Regions from separate parts of the Homo sapiens genome. Here region 1 is linked to region 2. The links are chromatin loops, found by intact Hi-C in ENCODE. Cell type or tissue: A673. All regions are shown on one strand.

The links. Peaks named below come from ENCODE experiments on the same cell type or tissue, not always from the same donor. Only the 100,000 strongest peaks of a DNase experiment are listed, where the experiment ranks them.
Region 1: it touches region 2 in a loop (5-fold over the local background); 34 of 110 quality-filtered maps call a loop at or near these places.

The regions. Positions count from the first base shown.
Region 1 is chr4:55,308,269-55,316,268 of GRCh38, reverse strand. It overlaps the pseudogene LRRC34P2. Among named protein-coding and RNA genes, the nearest start is that of SRD5A3, 34 kb to the left of the region's middle. In A673, a CTCF peak has its summit at 3,562 (motif pointing left); no DNase peak of the experiment used is centred here.
Region 2 is chr4:54,315,198-54,323,197 of GRCh38, reverse strand. No RefSeq gene overlaps it. Among named protein-coding and RNA genes, the nearest start is that of LINC02283, 14 kb to the left of the region's middle. In A673, CTCF peaks have their summits at 201 (motif pointing left) and 4,099; a DNase peak (open chromatin) is centred at 157.

The DNA of each region.
Region 1 (8,000 bases), 990 kb before region 2:
ATTATAATTTTCATGATCTTTACTTTTGTGCTTTTGTGACAGTACAGATTAAAAAATATGGTTTGCATTACTCTTAGAATAATCAACCCTGCACTTGACATGGTTGAGGGGCATGTGTGTATAGTTTATAGATTAATAGTATAGTCCGAATTGCCCTCCAAAGTGGCTATACCAACATATGCTCCTGCCAACACTGTCAAGAAAACTCATTTCCTCAAGTCCTCCCCAACATCTGATATTTTTCGACATTACACATTTTGCCAATCTAATGGAATGAAGAAAAATAACATTTCATGGACGGGTGCAGTGGCTCACACCTGTAATCCCAGCACTTTGGAAGGCCAAGGCAGAGCGATCACTTGAAGTCAGGAGTGCGAGACCAGCCTGGCCAACATGGTGAAACCCTATCTCTACCAAAAATACAAAAATTAGCTGGGCATGATGGTGCACGCCTGTAATTCCAGCTACTCAGGAGGCTGTGGCAGGAGAACTGCTTGAACCTGGGAGGCAGAGGTGGCAGTGAGCCAAGATCGTGCCACTGCACTCCAGCCTGGGCTACAGAGTGAGACTCCATCTCAAAACAACAACAAGAACAACAACAACAAATTTCATTGTTGGTTTAATTTGCATCTTTATTCTGCTTTTCTTCTTAGGCAAAAATGTCCTCATTAGGGAGTTCTTATGTCCTTATCAAGCAGTGGGGAGTCCATCCCCAGATCTGTTCTATCCCAGCACCCCTGGGTGTGGGCTGGAGAAGATGCCTGGAACAGTGCGGAGGTCTGGAGCTCCACATGTGCACACCTCTCCCCCAGGGCTCAGCTCCTATTTTGCAACTTCTGATAGCTTGCCTATCCATGATCCAGCTCTAGAATATTAGGATATGTTTAGAAATGCTGTAAAATGATCACATGCCAGCTCTCCCCTTGTTTTCCTATTTATACATACTGTATGTTATGCCAGATATGCCAATTGTGTTTAAATTGAGGACCTACACTGTGGAATTTTTTTTTTTTTTTTGAGATGGAGTCTCACTCTATTGCCCAGGCTGGAGTGCAGTGGTGCGATCTCGGCTCACTGCAAGCTCCACCTCCTGGGTTCACACCATTCTCCTGCCTCAGCCTCCCGAGTAGCTGGAACTACAGCCACCTGCCACCATGCCCGGCTAATTTTTGTATTTTTAGTAGAGACGGGGTTTCACCATGTTGGCCAGGATGGTCTCAATCTCTTGACCTCATGATCCACCCTCCTCGGCCTCCCAAAGTACACTGTGGAATTTTAACAAAACAGAAAAGTTTTGTGATTATGAAAGTACTAAGTGTACATTATTTAAAACTTGAAAAGTTAAAGAAGTAGAAAGCTATCTTCCATGTACAGGCAACCATTGTCTCATCTTAACCATTGTTAAGATGAAAATAGATGTTTTGAGGAAAACACAGTTTCAGGTGCAAGCATATCTACCTTTTATCTAGATTTTACAAGTGCCTGCTATAACCATTTTTTAAACATTCAGGAAGGTAATTTTCTTATTTCCCCTATTAGGTTGTTTATGAGTGTGTTTGTGCTTTGCTCATTCCGATTCTCACACAAGCTTTGAAAAGCTCAATAATCTGTGAAACTATCTTGGCTGAACTGGACTTCAGACCCAGAGGTGCCACATGTCCTAGGAGTAGACAAGCCTCTTAAACTTCCCTAGAGGGATAGGAGAACTTTACAATTGTCTTAAAGCACTCTCAGGGGATAACCCCTTATTTGCATGAGGCCCAGGAATCCCAACTGGAAAGAATATGCGACCCTTCCTCAGCTGGTGTTGAAAAACATAGATGTGCCCTGATGCCTGGGAAAAAGTCTAGCAACACGGACCAGATTGAATGTAGGGAAGCAGTGGCTCCAAGTTAAACACGAGCCTGTGCCTGCCCAGTGTCTTGGCTGCATTTACTAAGCTCCTAGGTTGTGCCAACTGAGGAGACAAAGACAACTTCTTGCTTCCCACTCTCTAATGCAGCCAATGGGAGAGGCAATTGGCTGTTCATTTTGCACACCAAATTCCTGGAGAAAGATTTTCTTCAATAAGTGCAAAAGAATATTGTTTATCATGGTGAAGATAAATGCACAAGGCTGCATAATTTTTCACAGTTGATTAAGAGACATGTTGAATTAAATGTTTGGAATCATTTCTGTTCTATTATGAAAATTATTTGTTGGCTACTACTTGTTTCCTTTTCTAATCCACAGTTTATATAATTGACTCTGAATATTAAGCAGTGATTGAAATGGGTTGCTTCAGAACAGATGGTTTCCTGCTATTATATAGAAAGTGCTTTCTGAAATCCCCTGCCTTAGGAGCTGTGATGCCCTGCATCTGAACAGTAGCCTACACTACCTTGACGTTGGCTGCAATAAAATAACTCATGATGGGATGGTGTATTTTGCTGTCATACTGAAAAGCAATACTACCCTGGAAATAATAGATGTCTTTTAACAGAATAGAAAATGTAGGCACTATCTCAGTGAAACTCTTACTTCACACATGAGGAGTCTTAAAGTGTTGTCAGCAGTCAGCAAAAACATGGATGGAGAACTTGTTGCACTTTAACAATCAATGAAAACAAATTCCACATTCTCTGTATTAGTTCGTTTTCATGCTGCTGATAAATACACAAATGAGACTGGATAATTTATAAAGGAAAAGGAGTTTAATGAATTCACAGTCCATGTGGCTAGGGAGGCCTCACAATCATGGTGGAAGGCAAAAGGCACATCTTACATGGTGGCAGGCAAGAGAGAAAATGAGATCCAAGTGAAAACGGAAACCCCTTATAAAACCATCAGATCTCATGAGACTTATTCACTGCCATGAGAACAGTTTGGGGGAAACCACCCTCATGATTTAATTATCTCCCACCGGGTCCCTCCCACAACATGTGAAAATTATGGGAGCTACAATTTATGATGAGATTTGGTTGGGGACACAGCCAAACCATATCATTCTCTAATATCTACCTTTGGGGAAAAAAACACATTTGTTAGGGCTATATGCATGGCATATTCAGACTTAATTCAAATGGGGCGTCTAAAAACAGACAATGTGGATGTGGAGCCATTTGTGGTGACAAACGCATGTGTCTTACAGAAGTCTCCAATGGCCTTAAAAGGCATTATTACTGGACACCAACCTAGGGAGAAGCTTACGACCATTCATTTCATGTAGGTTTTGCTCTTGTTCCAGTAGGTCAACATCTATGGAAAAGAAGCTCTAAAGTAATGTTCATGCATTTGTCTTACTACTTTCACAGAGATTAATATTTTATAGGCTATTCAACTTTTCTTTTATAAATTAAAAATAAAATAAAAGTTTTTCTGTAACAAGTAACCAAAAAAAGCTCAACTTAAAATGGCCTACAAAAAAAGGGGAATTCAGTAAATGAAAAGTCCAGGGACACAGCAGGTGCACTAGCTTGCTAGGGCTGCTGTAACAAATTACCAAAACCTTGGTGGCTTAAAACAATAGCAATGTGTGCTGTCACAGTTCTGGAGGCCAGATGTCTGAAGTCAAGGTACTGGCAGGGTAGTGCTCCCTCTGGAGGCTCTGAAGGAATTTGCCTGTTTAGCTTCTGCTCAACATTTGAGTTCATTGGAACCAAAATTGGAGTGTTTGTGGCTGTGTCCCAAACTCTGTCTCCATCTTCACATTGCCTTTCTGTCTGTCTGTGTGTAATCTCTGGCTTATAAGGAAGCATGGGATTGCATTTAGGGCTTGGATAATCCAGGATAAGCTCCTCCCCACAAGACCATCAACTCAATCCCATCTTTTGCCGTATAATATTCACTTTTTCTATTTAAGGTAACATTTGTAAGTTCCAGGGATTAGGATGTAGACCTATCTTTGTGGCCACCATTCAGCTCACTGCAGCTGGCTTGAGACATGCTGGATCAGACCCAAATTATGTCATCAGCACTTTGTTTCACATTATTTTTCAACTATCTTCTGGTGTGTGGCTTTGAGTTCAGTCTCCATTTATTGTACAGTGGTGGCAACGGCTCTAGATTTTATATACTCTCAGCTTCAAATCTGGTTGAAGCAAATCTTCTCTCCCAGATGCCTCAGTGAGAGTTTCATGGGGCTTCCTTACATCTCAGGAGTCACCCATCTGTTCCCAAACTGATCCCAGTAGCCGGGGGAATCTAAGGTTGTGATTGACATGGCCTGAGTCATATGATCGTGACATCAGCTCTTCTTCATCATCTAATCACATGGACTGGGAGTGGGGGAGGTGTGTGGGTTGTTACTACAAGAAAGGGAAGTGGATGCCGGGTGACAAGATAAAGAAACAAAAACAAATTGAAACAACAAACCCACAAATGTCCACAACATCAGCCTTGTTGATAAGATGCTTTAATAAGGCTCCTGCTCATACAGAAGAAGGAAGCAACTCTATGTAATGCAGGATTGCAGTGGGAAGAGGGTATCTGGTGAGTGGGGCAGGAGGAGAGACTTACTTGAGAAGGGTTTAATTGAGATTTTGTAAAGCTGTGTTCCATGTGAGATGACCCTTCCATGGGCTTCCGTGAATATTAAATAAAATCTAGAAAAATTACAATATGCTTAATTAAACAAATTAATTTCTCATTAAAATAATGAAGGGGTTGAATTTGCATCAAGTTTGGGGGTTGGCCAAAATAGAGTCAGCTCTTGTAGATGAAGCTGGGAGTGCAGACCTGGGTTACATGTAAAATAGAGCCAATGCTCTCTCTTCATAGGGTTGTGAGGGGTCAATTGAGATCAAGGGTATGAAAATGCTTTGTAAACCGTAAAGGGATACACTCCTAGGAGTTACACTTGAGTTGTTTTCATGACTTTCCTCTTAAGTTCATATTCATGTAGGCCTATTAGTTTCCCTCTGACCATCCCCAGACACTGTTGGCCATCAGGAATCAGTCAAGAATGTGGATAAATCTCCTGCAATCCATCTTTCCACCAAGAAATACCTCAGAGCACATCCCTGCTGATGGTAAGGCATCATAGCGAACAACCTGCCAGCTATGATGTATTAGGTAGACAGCAGTTTCAGAGCTTTAGTCAAGCTTCAGTAAATCAGACAAAAGTTGACTTCTTATATTATTTTATGTCAGGGCCTTTTACCTGGGACACATTGATAGGCGTGATTGCATCTGTTTAATCTTCTGAAATAGTATGCAAAATGTGTGTGTGTGTGTGTGTGTGTGTGTGTGTGTGTGTGTGTATCCATGACATGCTTCTTGCATCGTCCTGGGAAGAGGGTCCATGATTTTCCACAAATTCTCAAGGGAATCATGACCCCACCAAAGGTTAAGTGCTACTGACCCATAGTGTTTCCAGTGGGACTTTGTTGAAAGGTGAATGAAGAAATGTGAGAATTCTAATCCCACTCAGTTGTCAGCTTACTTCTACCATCTCTTTTCTGAGGCTCTGTGGTGCTGCTCTGATACAACATCTTAGGAAAAAGCAAAACATGTTGTGTGCGTGTGTTTGTATGTGTGTGTGTGTGCGCGCGGTACTTGTTCTTTCTTTTTTTAAAAAAGACTTATTTTGTGTTTATGTTTTTAATTAGAAAGATAATCATGCTACTTTTAGAAAAATTAGAAACTAAAGAAAAATAGAACGTGGTTTCTGCAAAGATCATTCAAAAACCTCATGAAAAAGTTGGCTGGCAGCATAGCCTAGTGAGTGTCAGATACAGCTGAGTTAGTGTTCCATGAAATTTTGGGAATGATGCTTAATCTCTGTGAGTCTGTCTTCTCATTAATAGCATTGAAATAATCATTGTATTTACTTCATAGGGTTCTTGTGGATTAAATGAGAAAATGAACGTACAGTGCATGCCTGACATTCAGTAAGTGCTTAATACATGATAGTGTTTGGTCATGACTATTGTTCTCTTTCCAATTGTGTTTGCATCCTTGAGATACTGTGTTTATGATTTTGTATCCTGCTTTTTTCTCTTTTCACTGTACTAATTCCCCATGTTATGTTGTACTTTTTATTAGCATTAGTTTCAATGGCTACATTATATGAAACACAGCAGATACACTCAAATTTACTGGACCATTCTCCTGTTGTTAGATATTGAGTGTTTTCAATTTTTAACTACAGTCATGTGCTGCATACCACATTTTTGTCAATGAGGGATTGCATATATGACAGCGGTCCAATAAGGTTATAATGGAGCTGAAAAATTCCTATCACCTAGTGACCTCATAGCCTTCTTAGTGTCAAAGCATAATGCATTACTCCTATGTTTGCGGTGATGCTGGTGTAAACAAACCTACTATGCTGCCAGCCATATGAAGCATAGCATATACTATTATGTACAGTACATAATACTTGATAATGATAATAAATGACTATGTTGCTGGTTCATGTATTTACTATGCTTTTTATGGTTATTTTATTTTTCTTTTCTTTTTTTTCTGAGACAGGGTCTCACTCTGTCACCCAGGCTGGAGTGCAGTGGCACAATCATAGCTCACTGCAGCGTCTACTTCCTGGGCTCAAACTATCCTCCTATCTCAGCCTCCCAAGTAGATGGGACCACAGGTGCGGGCTACCATGCCCAGCTAATTTTTTTTTTTTTTGGTAGGGATGGAGGTCTTGCTATGTTGCCCAGCTGGTCTTGAACTCTTGGGTTCAAGTGATCCTTCTGCCTCAGGCTCCCAAAGTGTTGGGATTAAAAGTGTGAGCCACTGTGCCTGGCCTTTTAAAAAGTCCTAAACACTAGACTACCAGGGATATTTTTATTTTTGAGTATATTCCTTCTAAGAAAAAAGTTAACTGTAAAATAGCCTAAGGCAGCTCCTTCAGGAGGTACTCAGAAAAAGGTATTGTTATCATAGAAGATGACTACAGCTCCTTGTGTGTTATTTACCTCAAAGACTTCCAGTGGGATAAGATGTGGAAATGGAAGACAGTGATAGTGATGATCCCAACCATGTGTAGGCCTGGCTAATGTGTGTGTTTGTTTGTGTCTTTGTTTTCAACAAAAAAATTTAAAAGTAAAAAATAAAATGTAAAAATAGAAACAAGCTTATAGAATAATAATATAAAAGAAGAAAATATTTTTGTTCCATTGTATAATGAGTTTATCTTTCAAGCTAAGTGTTATTACAAAATAGTCAAAAAGTTAAAAAATTTAAGTTTATAAAGTAAAAAAGTTACAATAAGTTAAGGTTAATTTATTATTATTGAAGATGGAATTTTTTTTTAATATTTAGTGTAGCCTAAGTGCAGAGTGTTATAAAAAGTCTATGGTAATCTACAGTAGTGTCCTAGGCCTTCACATCCAGTTGCCACTCACTGAGTTGCTCAAAGCAGCTTCCCCTCTTGCAAGCTCCATTCATGGTAAGTGCCCTATATAAGTGTACTCTTATAGAAAATTTATGTATTAAAAAGAAAACTTTTATACTGTACTTTTACCATACTTTTTCTTTTTTTTTTTTTTTTGAGATGAAGTCTTGCTCTTGTTGCCCAGGCTGGAGTGCAGTGGCATGATCTCGGTTCACTGCAGCCTCCGCTTCCCAGGTTCAAGTGATTCTCCTGCCTTAGCCTCCCGAGTAGCTGGGATTACAGGTGCCTGCCACATGGCTGGCTAATTTTTGTATTTTTAGTAGAGATGGGGTTTCACCATGCTGGCCAAGCTGGTCTCAAACTCCTGAATTTAGGCAATCTGCCCACCTCGGCCTCCCAAAGTGCTGGAATTACAGGCATGAGCCATCGCGCCTGGCTACTGTATTTTTTCTATGTTTAAATATATAAATATTTGCCATTGTGTTACAGTTGCCTACAGTATTCAGTACAGTAACATGCTGTACAGGTTTGTAGCCCAGGAGCATTAGGCTATACCAAACAGGCTAGCTGTGTAGTAGGCTATACCATCTAAGTTTGTGTAAGTACCCTCTATGATGTTTGCACAATGATGAAACTGCCTAATGATGAATTTCTCAGAAAATATTCCCGTTGTTAAACG
Region 2 (8,000 bases):
ATTCATCGAGTGTTCATTGGCTTCATGGCCATATTCAAGACATCAGGTGGGCATGGTCTCAGCTGAACCACAGCCTTCGGCAGTGGGCCCTCCTCACCTGCCTTCCTGGCCCAGATAACAATAGGAAAGTCAGAGCAAAGAGCAGGTCGGCCAGAGCACTATCTTTGTGTGATGCTTCCCCCTTGTGGCCAACTTGCCACTTTGGACAGGAGGTAAAGAATTCTCCAAAAGGTCTTCCTGTTCAGGGATTACCACTTAGGCAGGTAAGATGCCTGGGCTGAGGCCTGAGCCTGGGTGGGCTCTCCCATGCCCCAGGCTCAGAGATTTCACGTGAAGAATCCGGCTTCTTCATCCACTCTCTACTCCTTCGTGGACAAGGCAGGTGGAGGACAGATTGGCCCACAAGAAATCTGGGTGTTTGAAGATTAGGGACCCCAGAATAGTCTCTGACCTCCAAATTCCAGCCAGGAAACTCATCATTGTTTACCACCTGATGCTCTAAGACACATCAGTGCTTGACTGTCAACATATGTTCAGTGCATCTTGAGGGTGTTAATAGGCTGAAAGCAATGGCCAATTGTCCAGGATGACTGGGGAAGAGAAGAGTTGGTGGTTAACCATCCCATAATCTTCATCAAAGCTGCCCTCAGGCCTTCCTTGGTGTTTCTATTCTTTCCTTATGTATGTATAAATACAATTTATAAATTTCATATATATATTTCAGTATATATATATGTATATATATACATATATATATATACTGGAACATATAAATATGTACTTCAGTATATATATACTGGAACACATAAATATATATATAATATATATACTGAATAGAAATATATTTTTACATTCTAAAACTATATTGACCCAATTTGGCAGCCTAAGCGATGATGAAGCGGAGCAGATTTAGCTTGGCACATGGAGTCCTGTTCTACACAGGCTCCAAGACGAGCAGAGCCAGCCTATGATGGAGAGAGTGTCTGAGAGTAGAAAAATAATCAGAAAAATGGTGGCGGGCAAGGTAGAAGAATTAGTGGCAGAACGTTCCTGGATTATTTTTCTGAAGTCAGAAGCTCCAAGGAGGCAGCACTAATGGCAATTAATTGGTTAAAAGAATATTTCAACTAAACTTGTCTCACACTGGGTTTATGTAACTTGGTCTAGTGTAAGGTTCAGGGTGAAAATGGAGATAAGAATTAGAGTCAAGATGGCAGAAAATCTTCCCATTCTTGTTCTTGATAGAAAATCCATCTTCCGTTCTCCTCGCACCTCCTATGTCTTGTTTACATCGTTCATAATGCCTTCTCTTTCTGCTTGCAGGCCTGATTTTAACTCTAACAAATAAACTATTTGGGCAATTATTTCACTAAGTCTTTTTCCACTACCAAACCAGAAATGGGGACAGAAATGACAACAAATGTCTTTGAGTGAATGAGTGAATGAATGAAGGGCTGGATCACTGAATGAATAGGTGTTCAGTGCTGTGTTGGGTACAAGGGGTCCAGAGAGGAACAGAGAGAGGAGGCCTGGCCTCAAGGATCTGACAGTGGAGCAAGTAATTAGAAGGCTGAGGAATGCTTCAAAGCACAAGGGCAGTGAGCTATGAGAGTCTCCAGCAACCTGGCATGGTTTGGGGGTATATGAATTTAATGCCTCAAAAAATGCTTTGTTTAATGCACTAAACAAAGAGGTGGGAATCTGAGGAAAATGAGTGCCAGGCAGACAGAACTGTGTATGCCAAGGCCCGAGGCAGGGAAGGGATTAGCTCATTAGCAAGAGGGAAAGAAAATCACTGTGGCTGGGCCAGAGCGAAGGGGAGAAGGGCATGGAGTGAGGGGGCAGGGGCCAGATCACACAGGGCCTTCAGTCCTTACTGGGCTGGGCTTTTCTCTAAGGGTAGTAAGAAGCCATTGATGAGTAGTAAGCCATGCAGTGACATAATCAGGTTTGTTTTTTTTTTTAAAAAAATGAATTTCTCTGGCTGCTGTGTGGAGAATGGATTGGCCAGAGGGAAGAATAAAGAAGGCAAGGCCCGTCAAGAGGCTGCAGCGGCAGTCCAGGTGAGAGGTGATGCAGGCTTGATCTTGGTGGCAGTCCTGGAAATGAGGAGGATGGGGAGGATCCGGGAGTAATTCAGGAAGAACTTGTAAAGTGTATGAGTCAGAAGAAGGAGTCAGGGATAACACCCAGGTGTGCGGTTTGGGCAGCTGATGCACAGGTACTAAGAGGAGCAGTTCCTGGCTCATTTGGGAGCATCTTGAATTTAGTGTCCTGTGAGGAGCCATATGGTCAGTAATTGCTATGCAAGTCTGGAGCCTGAGAGAGGGCAGTGCTGGAAATAGAGAGAGTGTGAATGGTAAATGAACGGGGCGGGTCCAGGTAAGAGGAGCCTGAGGGAGTCCACCGACAGGCCAGTGGCTAGGCTGCCATGACTGTCTAGGGCAACGCAGCAACTCTGTGTGGTAACTCTTCCTGCATTTTGTTTTCTAGTCTGCATTTTCATGGGCATCAGATAATTAAATTCTCATATGTGGTAGAGGCTATGGTTGCTTACCCCATACCTATTCTCTCCTCTGCCTTGACAACAGACTCCTCTATTGTCAAAGGTCTCAATGTGCCCAGCTAGAAAACTATGCCTCCCGGCATCCTTTGCAGATAAAAATGGCTAGTGGGGTAAAAATGGAAATTGTTGAATGAGACTTTTAAAAAGTGTCCTAAGGGGGGCTGACTCAGCAAGGAGGCATATAACCTTTGGCTCTTCTATTTTTCTTTATTTCCTCCCTGGGACTTGGGCCTAATGGCTGGGGCTTCATTGGCCCTCTTGGACCATGAAGTAAACTTGAGGATGGAAGCTACACACTAAGGGTGGGGAAATGAGCAGAAAGATAGTTTCTGGGTCTCTGATGACTGTGAAGTTACCCTACCAGTCTGGGTGACTTCCAGGTTTCTTTGACATGAAATAAAAAATAAGCTTCTGCATTGTATAAGCCACTGATATTTGGATTTTGTGATTTATGCAGTCAAACTTAATCTGATAGATCATTCATACAATAATCAAACATGACAGTGAATTCAAGAGACTATATAGGAATACGCAAGAAAGGATAATGCAGGTCGGGTTGCTGCATGAAAGAAGAAAATGTTCTGTCTTATATCATCAGGGAAATTTTCCACATTTCTTTCAATGTCTTGAACTGGGAGTGCAACAACCAAAGCAGAACGTCCCAAGTCTCTCCCCTTGGGAGTCTATTAGCAACTGCATCTTTGAAATCACAAGGGCATGTCAATTCCATATACTGAAAGCAAGTACAAAAACTGTGCTCAATGTGATTAAGACCTAACAACTATAATTGAATAATTGCAAAGTTTATTTCAGACAATTTAGAAAGTGCAGGTATCTCAACTGCTTGGAATTCACATTCTGTACAAAGTTTGCTTGCAAAATTTCCAGAAAATTTTATTTATATATATATTTTTTTATATTTTATATATATTTTTTATATTTTATATATATTATATTTTATATATATTTTATATTATATATATAATATATATATATATAAACGTGATTCTCAGTTCCTGTTAGTCCACTAATTCTTCTAGAAGTTGGTCTCCAGGTTGCCTGACAAAGGAGGTATGTGAAGGCCAAAATCCAACCTGGTCTTTCTGCCCAAAGGCTACCTGGGGGTAGGGCCAGTTCCGCCTGGAGGCAGCAGCACTTTTTACAATTTGTCCCCCTTAAGAGGCATCCTTTGGCAATTGACACTGAGATGCTAATGCATTAGCAAGTCCCCTGGTAGATACATGCACTCACGTTGCTCCTCTAAATGGCATTCAAGAAGCTGAGGCATGGGAAGGCGTATCAGGAGTCCCTCCAAACAGCCGAGTAGGCAGATGAGCACTTTGAGGGATTGGTACACAGAAATTTATTACAGGTAGACAGGTATGGATAACCTGTGACCGAGCTGTAGCCACTAATATAAACTCCAAAAAGAGGAAAGCATTTTACTTCCGACCAAGACTAAGGAAATGAGGATGTGACAAAAAGGGGAAATTTTGAAGAAATTTCTTTGGCGCTTCTGTTGCTCTCTAGCAGCCCCTTGTGGTACTTGAAACAATCTGCAGCCCGGTGCCTCTTCCAGGGCCTGCTCTTAGCTGCAAGAGGTTTGAACCCTAAGAAACCGATACCTCAAATGCATTAGAATCCCTCTTCTAGGCACAAGAATCTCATATACCTTTCAAAAAAAAAGTTCACAGTAGCCAAAAAGAAACTAGCAATGCATCAATTTTCTGAACACCAGTGAAGCTCATTCTGTAAGAGAACCAGTTGGGTTAAGAATCTCTCTCTGTCTCCCCCGTTCTCCAAACATTTCATAAAATCTGTGCTCAGGTAAATCAATGGACACAATACCACAGTTCTGTAGGATAGACAGCCAGGAAGTAGGCAAAGGTCGGCTCATGAAGGGCCCTTTGTGTTCTGCTGGGAAATTTTAAGGCAATAGGGAGGTAGGTAGGATGTAAGTAAGGAGGTGACACGATCAAACCTATTATTTACAAAAGATCGTCCTGGAAACAGGGTGCAGCTTGGTTGGGCTGGGGGGAGAATATGGATTAGGAGACTGTGACGTCAAGACTGACTTGGGTCAGGAGACGCTGACCCAAGGCAAGCGTGGAGGCATAAAGACAGAAAAGGAGAGCTTGAAGAGACATGTGTGATGAGAACTGGAAGAGACATGTGTGATGAGAACTGAAGGGCTTAGCAAATGGCCAGATTTCCAACTAAAACAACTCAGTGGCTGGGATCGTCAAGAACTGATACTGCAAACAGGATGTGTGGAGTACGGTAAGGGGTGGAGAGATTGGAAGAGGAGAACTGGATGAGTTTAGATGGTTTCATGGAAAGAGCTTTGCCTCTGGAGTAAGGCTCCTGCCCTGATGCTACTTTGTTCTGTTTTCTATTTGGCATCCATTTCTATGTAGCATCCATTAATCAGAGGGCCAAACTAATGGCCAAAGTTGTTAACATCTCCCCAGAAATCCAGCTTCCACAGGTGCATGAAAATCATTTACAGACCTTCCAACCAGTCCTCAGTCCGTACCCCAAATCACCTCCCCTATCAAACTCACACACCCAAGGGCTAGGCACCAGGTGACTAGAGAATGTCCCAATGCCCCAAAGCCTGCTAGAAGGATGTAGACTAGCCAGTCCTACACTGTTTACCCTGTCCCGCCTTGCCTTTCCTGCAGAAATCCCAGTCCAGGCTGTGGCCTATGCTTTCCCCTTCTGCCTCTTGACCTCTTATGCTTCCCCATGTGACCCTGTGTCACATGACATGCCTTCTCCTCTTGGGAAATGTAGTAAAAATCTTTCAATGGCATTAACTTCTGTGTGATACCACTCAATTCCTTTTATTTATCTTGTTTTTATAGACAAGGTCTCAATCTGTCACCTATGCTGAAATGCAGTCGTGCTATCACAGCTCACTGCAGCCTCAACCTCCTGGGCTCAAACGCTCCTCTTGCCTCAACCTTCTAAGTAGCTGGAAGTACAGGTGTGCACCAACACCAAGACTAGCTAATTTTTTTTTTTTTTTTTTTTTGTAGACACGGGGGTCTCACCAGCTCAGGCTGGTCTGGAACTCCTGACCTCAAGCGATCCTCCTGCCTCAGCCTCCCAAAGCATTGGGATTACAGGCTTGACCCACCATGCCCGGCCTCAATTTGCTTTAAAAATTAAGACATGAGCACAAATCACACCTCTTCCTTTGTAATTCTAGCTATGTTACTACCTTTGAATTTTCTTTTGCTCACCTAAAATATATGAGTAATAAAAAAAATTTATGTGATTGTCATGAGGCTTATTTAAAATATATGATAACAGGACGGGTGTGGTGGCTCATGCCTGTAATCTCAGCACTTTGGAAGGCCAAAATGAAAGGATCACTTAAGACCAGGAGTTTGAGACCAGCCTGGTCAACATGAAGAGACCCCCATCTCTTTTTTTTTTTTTTTTTGAGACAGAGTCTCACTCTGTCACCCAGGCTGGAGTGCAGTAGTATGATCTCGGCTCACTGCAACCTCCGTCTCCCAAATTCAAGCAATTCTTCTGCCTCAGCCTCCTGAGTAGCTGGGACTACAGGCGTGCACCACCATGCCCGACTAACTTTGGTATTTTTAGTAGAGATGGAGTTTCACCATAGTGGCCAGGCTGGCCTCAAACTCCTGTCCTAGTGATCCACCCGCCTTGGCCTCCCAAAGTGCTGGGATTACAGGTGTGAGCTGCCACACCCGGCCCCCATCTCTTAAAAAAAAAGAAAAGTTATAAAAGTCTTTGCACATTATAATCATGTTCATTATTATCACTAACTCTCAAGAATGTGATCTGCTAGTGCCTTTTTCCCAGCAAACTCAGCTTCTTACAGGCACAATATTGTCAATGAATTCATGTTCATGAAGCATCACCCCTGTCCAGATGCAGGGCATCCTATAACCCAGGTAAATTCACTGTGATCTGACCAAGCAACAGATATAGAGCTATGAGAAACAGGATTGGTTGGTCTTACCTAATGCATACAAAACTCTTCACTTAAAAGAGAAAAATTAGTAAAAAGGACTCCCCCTGTGTATTTTTTTAAATGTTATATTTATGATCATTCTAGCTAGAACTTTTCAGGAGTCCAACTATTCAGAACTTGACTATTAAGCCTTTGTTTAAACCCAATTGTTAGTTTATAAAAACTTCCCGCTAGACTCTCAATTATTGTTGTTCTAAACACAATGATTTGAGAACAAAAATGAAACAAAAGATGTTTTAGAAAGAAAAGAAAGGCAATACATGAAAAAAAGCAGACAGAAGGAAAATGGCCTTTTCCAGCAGCAAAATGCTGTTCTTGTTATTCCAAAACATAACAGTAATTCTACAGAGAGCCTCCCACAGTTTCAAGTTGCTAACAAAGAAAGGCTTGTCCAATACCAGTCAGAGAGTATCAGAACCAAGATGGTGACTCTCTTTAAAGGAACTCAGCATGAGAAAATTTCTAGATTTCCCATAGCATTTAATGCTAACTCCATGTGGTTCAGAGTGAGAACAGATTGCAGCAGGATCACAACCAGAATGAGGCATGTGAGATGCCTGAGGTGCAAAATTTAAGGAGGCACATGGACTCCCAACTCTGTTGAGTGTCCCTGGTCCCCACCCTATGGTACAGCTACAAGGATAAAGAATTTCCATTCTAACACCATTAACATAGAGGAGCTCTATCAAGTGGCTAGCCCTCAGCTGTAGCATAGTCTAAATACACACTATTGTATGCTGTACTCCACGCTGAAGCAGGCCTCTATGGATGGACTGGGTCCTTTGCCAAGTAGCTTTCATAGAAATCTAACGACAGTCCTGAATTTGAAGAGGAACTGAAACTAAACATTTGCTTATTCAGACCAGAAGTAGAACAAACTCTCAGCCTCAGTGAGGTACAAGTCAGTGTTTCTGAGAAATTCACAAGTTCTACAAAAACACCTTTTATGAAAGTAGCCACCACCCAAGATCACCCACGTACTTAATTCCAGTAGTGCTTGGGGTAAAAAATTTCCCTATATCTAGTTCTTCCTTTAGCCTCACTCACTCCAGGCTTGGACAGGTTGCCAGTAAAACTCTGGGTTTTTTTTTAAATCTGGGATACAATTATTCCCATAAGTCTGATGGCAAATGAGTGCATTCTGTGGAGTGTTTGGTTTTTCCAGATTCAAGAAAAGCTCTATTTAACTGCAAAGGGTGCTTTTCAGCTGTGTCCCTACTAAAAGCTTCCCATACAGTCACTCTCAAGACTGTTGTTCTTTTTTCACTAGAGACGGCCACAGTCATTATGTTGTAAGCATTCTGAGTTGATGCACATGGGAAGGAACTTCGGGGTCAACATTCAATCTGGCTTCAGGAGTTGCCAGATTTGAGTGTTGGTTTCTCAGTTAGTCTGCTGCCCCGAAGCTCCCCCATAAATCCT